Regions from separate parts of the Mus musculus genome. Here region 1 is linked to region 2. The links are chromatin contacts, found by Hi-C or POLR2A ChIA-PET in ENCODE. All regions are on one chromosome and are shown on one strand. Each heading gives the region's core, a stretch centred on a gene start or an enhancer-like site at or near the end of the contact. The rest is flanking DNA. Distances are from core to core; before and after follow the strand shown.

Region 1 (4,436 bases), core at 22-2,521, 76 kb before region 2:
GTGACCCCCCAGCCTGGTAAGGCATTCTGCATTGTTAATGCAGAACACAAGTCTCCCTTCAAAGGGACCAAGAAAGAGCTTATCCTGGAGCCAAAGATGAGTGACCATGGCCAGTATAGAGACGCTCCTAACTCCAGTTCCAGATGTCTGGCGCCCTATACTTGCTCTCTGGTGTACCTACACATAGTGCACATAAACTCATGCAGACACATACATATACACATAATGAATATAGATAGGAAATCATATAAACATTAAAGCTATAGCTAATTCAATATTTTAGTATAACTATTAATCTTATAATATTTTCTTTTAAAGCCCCTGTACCTATATAAAATTTTCATAGCTCACCTAGATTTTTAAAAGAAATAATCCATAGATTGCTATAAAATATTATGTCCAAAGTAAACAACTCCATATGCCTTTAAGTTATCCAATTGTCCTTTTTAAAAACTTGGCCTAGGATAAGGAAAGATCATAAAATTAGATGTTTTGAGTTTCTGAATACTGACATTATGCTTTAATAATGACAATCATAGATTTCTTTAGAATATTAGTTTATATGTAACCTTAGTGTATAGCCTCATTTGTACGTTTATTTATACAAATATATATCTACAATACAGTACAAACTATAGATGTCACTAATAAGCATAAACATTGCATAATCTTTAAAAATCATCAGCCTGTAAGAATTCCTAATTTTTCTCCAAATCTCTTTTATTTAAAAGGATTTGACAACACAAAGACTTTTGTCATACAAAAAAAAAATTACAAGTGTTTGCATTAAAACAAAATCTAACTGAAAAAGTTTCTGAAATTTCCCCATCATGTTGCATATCAGACTTCTTGAAAGTCATATATAAGGACATTTTAAAATATGTAAGTGAGAGCGTGAGTCAGGCCTGATACAGCAAAGCAATGCACAGTAATCCGTTAAAAGACAAGTGTAGAATTATATTACATATATCAAAAGTTCATTTTCTGCTATGATTCCATCAGGTCGGATGCCTCCAGGAACTAGAAACTATGACCTTTCCCAGGGTTCTGGAGCAATAGAAGCCTCAACGGGGGGGGGGGGGGGGGGGGCGGCGCAGGGACACACACAGAAACGTGCTTGCATGCAAAGACCTATATGAACTACAACTCCCAGAAGCCTCTTGAAAAGGGCTGAATTTCCCAGAAAGCTTCGCCCCCTACCCCACAACTCCTCTTCCCCTAGGGCAGCCTTAAGTTGAAAGTGGAGTGAGAAGCCCTGCAGTAGGGAGGGTCCTCTGGGGCCCTTGTGGGGTGTCAGCCTCCAGGGCTCGGTTGTGAGTTACAGAAAGCCAGGCTTTGTTAGGATGGCTCTGAGGCTGCTTGGGCCGGTGCCATTTTTCCCTACTGGTCCCCTGGGAAACAGATCATGGTTTCAGCTCCTCCTTATCCGCAGTCAGGCTCCCTCTTGAAAGAAGAGACAGTCTTGAACCTCCAGGCGTGATCTGTAGAGTGTCACGTGTCACAGTTCTCTTGCAGCTTCTGCTGTGCCTGCAGGCTGTGGGAACAAGTGTGAACAGTACTGTGGCTCCCGACCACGTTTTCCTGTGACCCTGCCCATCCAGCTCATACTAGCGAATACCTGGGGTTCTGGAGGTTGTTAGTCTCCTTGCTAAGACTCTCCACTCAGTGTCATTCCTCAGACTCCAACTTATTTGGGACCCCAGCCTTTTTATTTTTGTTTTTTAAATCTGTCTCCTTCAAAGCTTGTCAGCCCTTAAAGATCACACCCCATCCTACCCCACTCCCCACTGCTCCCCCCCAGCCCCTGCTCCCCTTAAAACAAAACAAAAATCTGAGGATTGTGATGGGAGCATTCAGAAATGGGAATGGAGTGGACTAAGAGGAAGCTACAGGACATGAGAGGGCCTGAAAGATAACGGGGGGGGGGGGGGGGGAATGGGAAGGTTAAATGATGGTGAAGAGAGAGAATGAGGCCAAAAGTACACCACTGAAAAAGCTAACACTGAGTTTCCCTCATTAGAATTCTCCCTCCCTCCCTCCCTCTTTTTCTCCCTCTCTCCCTCCCTCCCTCCCTCCCTCCCTCCCTCCCTCCCTCCCTCCCTCCCTCCCTCCCTCCCTTCTTTTCCTTTTTTTCTGTTTCACTGTGTCATCCTGAGCTGGCCATAGCTGACCAGGCTAGCCTTGAACTTGTAATGATTCACCTGCCTTGGTCTCCCAAGCACTTGGATTAAAAGCATGCACCACCCTGCCCCTCGCTTATGATTTATATATGACTGAGTAGATAAGGCTGGCCTCCTGAATACTGGGATTATAGGCCTGGCCCACCACACATTATCACTAATGTTTTTGGATTTTACCTCTGCGTCCTGGGATCCTGAACCCAGTTCCTTGCACATGCTGGATAATTGCTGTATACCAATAAGTGATAAACCCTGTCCAGAATTGTGGATGGTTATACAACCCATAGTAATTTCCCCCCTAAACTCCTAAGTCAAGTACACAGGTCCCTAACTCTTAGGGAGCTACAATGACTGGTATTAGTGTGTTCTATGAGATAGTGTATCGTAGGACACAATCCTGCAGTCAGTCATGAAGAATAGACTACTCAGAGGTACTGACATGTTGCTCTATTTCTTGAACCTTGTGGAGGTCTCTCAGACCCTTTTAGGATCTACACAGTTTAAGCTATTTATAGGAACTGGATGTATCCCAGCATGTGGGCTCCGGAGGTCAGGAAGAAAACGCCTTTCAAGGTGTCCCTATCTGCTTGTTAGTTTTAACATCAGTCCAGGGTACATAAAACCCTGTCTAAAATCCCGGGTTGCAAAAAGGAGGAGGAAAAAAAAAATCCCTGTTTTCACAGTAATAATGTTATTTGAATTTTTAAAATAAGACTATTTTGTTGTTGTTGTTGTTGTTGTTGTTGTTGTTATATGTTTTCTGTCTTGTAAAGTATAGTTGGGCCCCCATACAAAAGAATTATCACAGTTGGGCTTGTTGACCACTTACATCCTTTCATGGAAGGCTAGGGAGGGTCACAAGACCCAACTTGCTATATGTACTTCTGCCTTAATTGCATGTGGCCTCTGGGAGTGGCTAGAGTCTTTAAGCCTGGCAAGACCAGGGAAGAGGACTCCATCTATGCAAGTTCACGGAAGCCCTCGTCCCTGAGGGGTAAAATCCGTCCAGCTGTGGCCTTTGGAGAGGAAAAGCTTCATCCCGGCACCCCTCGCCCAGGCTCTCTGTAAGCAACCCCTCGCCCAGGCTCTCTGTAAGCAACCCCTCGCCCAGGCTCTCTGTAAGTAAGTATGCCTGTGAACTCACTGGTTCCCCAGGGAGAACTTTGGCAGCATCTCAGTTTGCCATTGGAACCTGAGGTAGAGGGACAGACCTTGTTTTCATCTTCTCGAGGAAAGGAATTTTAGTCACATATATTTACATCTTAAACGGTGGATAGACGTGACCGTTGGCACCTTGGTGTGAATGAATCAGGCACTGAACTGTGTCTGTAGTTGTACCCTTGAACTTGCAGAAGTAAGACCTAGAAAGCTGATGGTATTTAAAATGTCCTGAATGAGATAAGGTCATTTTACCAAGGTCTGAACCTTAAGGACATGACCCTCTAATCTAGTCTATGTGTCAAAGTAGGATATATTCATAAAGCAAAAATTGAAAAATGTAATTTTTAAAACTATTGCATAATGAAATGCAGCGCCATGTAGAGAATCTGCACCTCCAGCGTCTTTTCCTGTGTGTGTCTGTGTGTCCGTGTGTGTCTGTGTGTCCGTGTGTGTCTGTGTGTATGTGTGTGTGTGTGTCTATGTGTCTGTGTGTGTCTGTGGTGTGCGTATGTGTGTGTGTGTGTGTGTGTATGTGTCCGTGTGTGTCTGTGTGTCCATGTGTGTGTCCGTGTGTGTCTGTGGTGTGTATATGTGTGTGTGTGTATGTGTGTATGTGTGTGTGTCTGTGGTGTGCATGTGTATGTGTGTGTGTGTGTATGTCTGTGGTGTGCGTGTGTGTGTGTGTGTCCGTGTGTGTCCGTGTGTGTCTGTGGTGTGTGTGTGTGTGTGTGTGTGTGTGTTTACCCCCACACAGCGACTTAAGACAACAAATATTTATATCTGATGGTTTCTGTGTTGAGACTTTGGAAATACCCAGGTGGTTCTGACTTCTGCTTCCAAGATGTTGAACTGACATGGCTGTTGACACAAGGGCTTAGGTATTGACCATAGGGGCTCCTGTCAGGCTTTGAGTGAAAGCTAGTTTTACCCAGATCATGTGATCCAAGAGAGATGAAGCAAGATAGAACCCTTGATGTAATTATGGTCTGCAAGTCATACTCTGTAATGTTACCACACTCTCTTCACTAGGAACAAGTCACCCTGTTAATCATGTGTGTCTTAGTGCATCTCCCTCTTAGAGTCAAGCAAGACACC
Region 2 (4,257 bases), core at 172-2,671:
CCTTCAATGCTCAGACGTGTCTGAAGTTAGAGAGCACTTACAATGCTAGGTGCTATTGTAAATGATCCACGTGTATTATTTAATTCAATTTAAAAAAATCACCTAGGAGGTAGACATTAATACTAAAACATATTGCATGTTAGGTACCAAAGCTGAAGGTCAGAGAAGTGGCCGTACATAGCAACAAACCTAGGCTGTCAACACAGGCCTGCTGAATCCAGAAGGCCAACCAACCTTGCCCGCTACCTCCCACCGGTCCCAGGGAATCAGCCACAGCCATACAGCTTACAGACTTCCCAGTCTTTGTGCACCAGTTTTCCCGAATTTTAAAATCATCTTCAGAGTTTCTAAAAGCCTCAATGGAAACACAAACAGGCAATTAGACCACGAGTTTCTTCAGTTTTGTTTTTTAAGGCTGGTATCTACCATTGCCAACAAGTTAGATCAGGTCTTGTGGAAGTTCTCATTGGCAGTTATGTAGACAAAAACATTCAAGCTCCCTTTTTTTTTAAGGGGAAGATGAATCATTACTTAATACATGCAGTTTAGTGGAGTTAATCTGTGAACACTGGCCTATGGAGCGAGAGAATAAAAGGGTGTTTGGCATCGAGAAGGTCGGGAACTGCTCGTTACATGTGTATGCACGTTGCCCAACCTGTCAGCCTTCACAACTCTGCATTTTTTTAAGTGACACCATTCTTCCTGCATCGTTTATGGGGCTTTACTTTGCATATAGTATTAAAAATCTACTCAGCTCACCAAAATGATCATATTCTTAATGTTTGGTCAAGGAACTGGGGTGCATAAATGGCAAGTACTGTATTCCAGGAAAATACCCTTTTTCAAAACCTTAAGGTTTTGCCAGGGAGCGAGTCGTTTTCCAAAGGACACACACACACACACACACACACACACACACACACAAAATCAAAAACTAAAAACAAACAAAAAATACTAAAGACTCAATGCTGGATGGTTCAAAACAAACACCTGCACTTAGGTGTGCGTGGGGCAGTAGGTGCCACACTGCGAATCTGTGTGGGAAGGATGTCAGCGGGCAGTCGGTGGCTTTTATTTTTTTCATTGCATGAAACAGTTCTTATACCATGGTGGGAAATAATCCAGGCGTCCCCTGACAGCCATGAGAAAGCACAGGTGACACCCTGTTCTCAGAATTTGGTGCGGGTTAAAACTGCATAGGGTGCCCGGGGCCTGCTCGGTGGCTGCGCAGCATCTGTGCGAGCCTGGCTCTGCCGCAGTGGCGCCGGGGGGTGCGGGAGCCTCGCGGCCTGCAGCGTCCCGGAAGCCCTGCGCGTCGGCGCCCGAGGTCGAGCGACCGTCCGGCCTGCACTGCACCAGGGGCAGACCGGGGCGTCCGGGCCCAGCCGCCGGCGTCCATTTTCTGGGCGGCGCTGCGGCCGGACTCGCAGGTCCGGAAGCGCCATGGACCCCGCGGGAAGCGCGCGGGCGGCGGAGCGGAGCCCCGTAAGTGCGCGGGGTCCGCGCGACTCCGGGGCGTGGAGGTGGGGAGGCGGGAGCCGGTGGGCAGCGCTCGCGCCGGGCTGCAGCGGACGCGGAGCGGAGCGGAGCCTACGGAGCAGCCAGCGTCCGCAGGTGCCCGCGTCCCGCCCCACCAGGCTCGGCTGCAGGGGGGCAGCGGGGAGTGACGCGCACCTGGGGCTCGGGACTGTCGCGCCTCCCCTCCGGTGAAGCGCAAACCCGGGCTGCTTCCTGACCCTACCCGTTCGCGATGAGATCCTAGTGCGACACCAAGCCCCTGGAATTGAACCGGATGTTCAAAGGCAGGGCCCTGCCTCCAGGGGTTGCAGCCTTGGCCTCCTGCTCCTGCTTGCTGCAGCCGTCTGTCCGTTGGGACAATTCAACAGTCAGCCTTTAGACACCTCTTTGCAGGTTAGCTGATAAATAACCTGAGATTTTAATCTGTCTGCGCTTCCACTTTATAACTCCTGCTTTGCGGTGGGTAAGTGCCTGGTTCCCATTCTGGATATTGGGCCTGATTGGAAAACCCTTGTAATGATCGGTTCTAAATGATAACCGTTTATGTTGCGTATGCATATTTGAAAGGTTAAAGGGCATTCACCTAATTGGGAAGCTCAAGTGCTTGCTCTGGTTCGCGTGGCTGGAAAGACTCGTTTTGTTGTGGTTTCAGAGAAACTTATAGCGTCTTACAGTAGCTAAGATCAAAGAGCAGAGTTTGTGTTTTGTGACAGGGTCTGGTTAAGGAGCCTAGAATGGTTAATAGGTTAGCCCAAGCTGGTTTCGAACTTGCCACTTGCAGCGGTTGACTGACTGCTAGGATGATAGGCCTTCTACCAGTGTTTTTCCAGGACCAAACACGCATTAGAATTCCTTTGATGGGTCATTGCTGAAAATTTTGAAAAGATTAGAATATATAGTGCGAAAAGACTAGAAAAAGTAACCGTTGCACACAGTACAGATAAGCATAGTTTAATGAAGCCTTTGGCTTATATAACATCATTTGTAATAAAATGGGTCACTGTCAAAAAAGCCTTTAAGACTCCAATTTAGCGTTCTGTGGTGGGGATTTTGCACCCAAATCAGACTGGGTTTGTGCTGATGTTAACCTGGGTTTGAATCCCGACACTCACCCAGGGTGACCTCCAGAAACAGGTTCACGGCACTGTTTGCAGCTGTAAAATGGGGAACTGTTCCCTACAGCTGAGGGGTGTTACGGAGATTTACCCATCCGCTGAGAGCACTTGGTGGAGTTCCCGATGTCCTAAAGGCACCTCACATATACTAACGGCAATGACTTTTGTGGCTGAAATCCTGAATCCTAGACACTCGTCCTGAATCCTAGACACTAGTCCTGAATCCTAGACACTAGTCCTGAATCCTAGACACTAGTCCTGAGTCCTAGACACTAGTCCTGAATCCTAGACACTAGTCCTGAATCCCTGCACTTTCATCTTCTCTTAGATCTTGATATGGAAGACATGGCGGGCTCAGAACCAAGGATTTCCGAGTGATTTCTGCCAAAGCACAGAAGCTAACTCCGTCAAGGCTGGCGTGTTCTGAGGTAACTGAGGTCTATGTCTTTCCTTAGTCAGCATGAAATAAGAAATGGCAGTTTCTAAAAGAATCCTCAAGGTTACTGAATCATGAGTTCGACCTGCCAGGTTTGTGTACTACGAAATTTCCACGACTCTCAAGCAGTCTGTTATTAAGAACACACGGTGTGCCAGGCCTCTGTGCAGAGGGAGAACTAGCAAACGAAACTTCAAGGCAACAGGCTCAGCTCATGTTAGCTCTACTGGTAGATGTGATGAGAACTTTTGTGTGTGTGTCTTGATAGATCTGTGGCTTCCTCAAGTCGTAAGGATCCGAAAACAAGATGGAAGGCCGGAGTGTTTAACTGAGTTGTTGTTGTTACCCGTGGCGGGTTGAGGCCAGGGCAGACATGCTGCCAGCTTCTCCACTTGCTGTAGAGTGAGCCCCCTGCTAGCGGTAGAGTATGCAAGCATGAAGAGACATTTGTGTTTCTCACGCAGATGTCCTGACAGGCCAGCACACTAAGCTCTAACTTATATGTGGTTCCGAAGTCCTAGGCAGTGACAGAAACAGCTACCATTTGTCAAACGATTGTGTGTCTTTATGTGTCAGGCAGTGTGTTAATAATTTACTCCTCTGGGGGCTGGAGAGATGGCTCAGCGGTTAAGAGCACTGACTGTTCCAGAGGTCCTGAGTTCAATTCCCAGCAACCACATCTGTAATGGAATCCGATGGCCTCTTCTTGTGTGTCTGAAGACAGCTAGAGTATACTCCTATAAGTAAAATAAATAAATATATTTAAAAAAAAAAAAACAATTTACTCCTCAACGGTACTCCTGAGAGTGGAGGCAGAAGAAATGTATGGGATTGAAATGTGCAGACCGTAGCAGGCCTTGGGAGTAGCATGGCGTGGGAGGCTTTACAGCCAGCCCTTGCTGTACTGGGCGCAGCCTTGCACAATGCTCTGCTGGAGCCACAAAGTTTGCAGTTAAATGCCTGTCCTCCAGAAGCCTGCAGTCTAAACTCTACCTGAAGTGGAAAGAGGCAGAGTTGGTGGGCAAGCCCACAGTCATGGCTCTCCCTAACTGCTCCTCCTTCCGGCAGCTACACAATGCCATCGGTCACCGGGACAGACCACAGTCGTTGATGTTTCAAAGTTCTTGCTTTTCAATTCGAATTTTAATTCTTGTCCACTTTTAACATCTGTTAGACTTGTGCTTTCAG

The links. A loop is a pair of places that touch in the nucleus more often than their neighbours do. ChIA-PET counts read pairs that join two places held with the same protein, here RNA polymerase II (POLR2A).
Region 1: a loop to region 2 is called in a map of CH12.LX, with 4 times the contacts of the local background. The contact joins the enhancer-like site here to the promoter of Zbtb38 in region 2. A Hi-C loop is called at or near these places in 1 of 37 maps with a recorded cell type or tissue (CH12.LX). POLR2A ChIA-PET finds 5 or more read pairs at or near these places in 3 of 5 experiments (Patski and embryonic stem cell).

What each region holds. Positions count from the first base shown.
Region 1 is chr9:96,792,591-96,797,026 of GRCm38, reverse strand. No RefSeq gene overlaps it. Among named protein-coding and RNA genes, the nearest start is that of C430002N11Rik, 29 kb to the right of the region's middle. Within about 2 kb of position 1,271, at least 1 of the 3 ENCODE cell types and tissues checked has a DNase peak (open chromatin) inside an H3K27ac peak, as active enhancers do.
Region 2 is chr9:96,717,014-96,721,270 of GRCm38, reverse strand. It overlaps Zbtb38 (zinc finger and BTB domain containing 38), which reads left to right and starts at 1,421. Exons shown (of 3, transcript NM_001359959.1): 1 at 1,421-1,485; 2 at 2,962-3,061.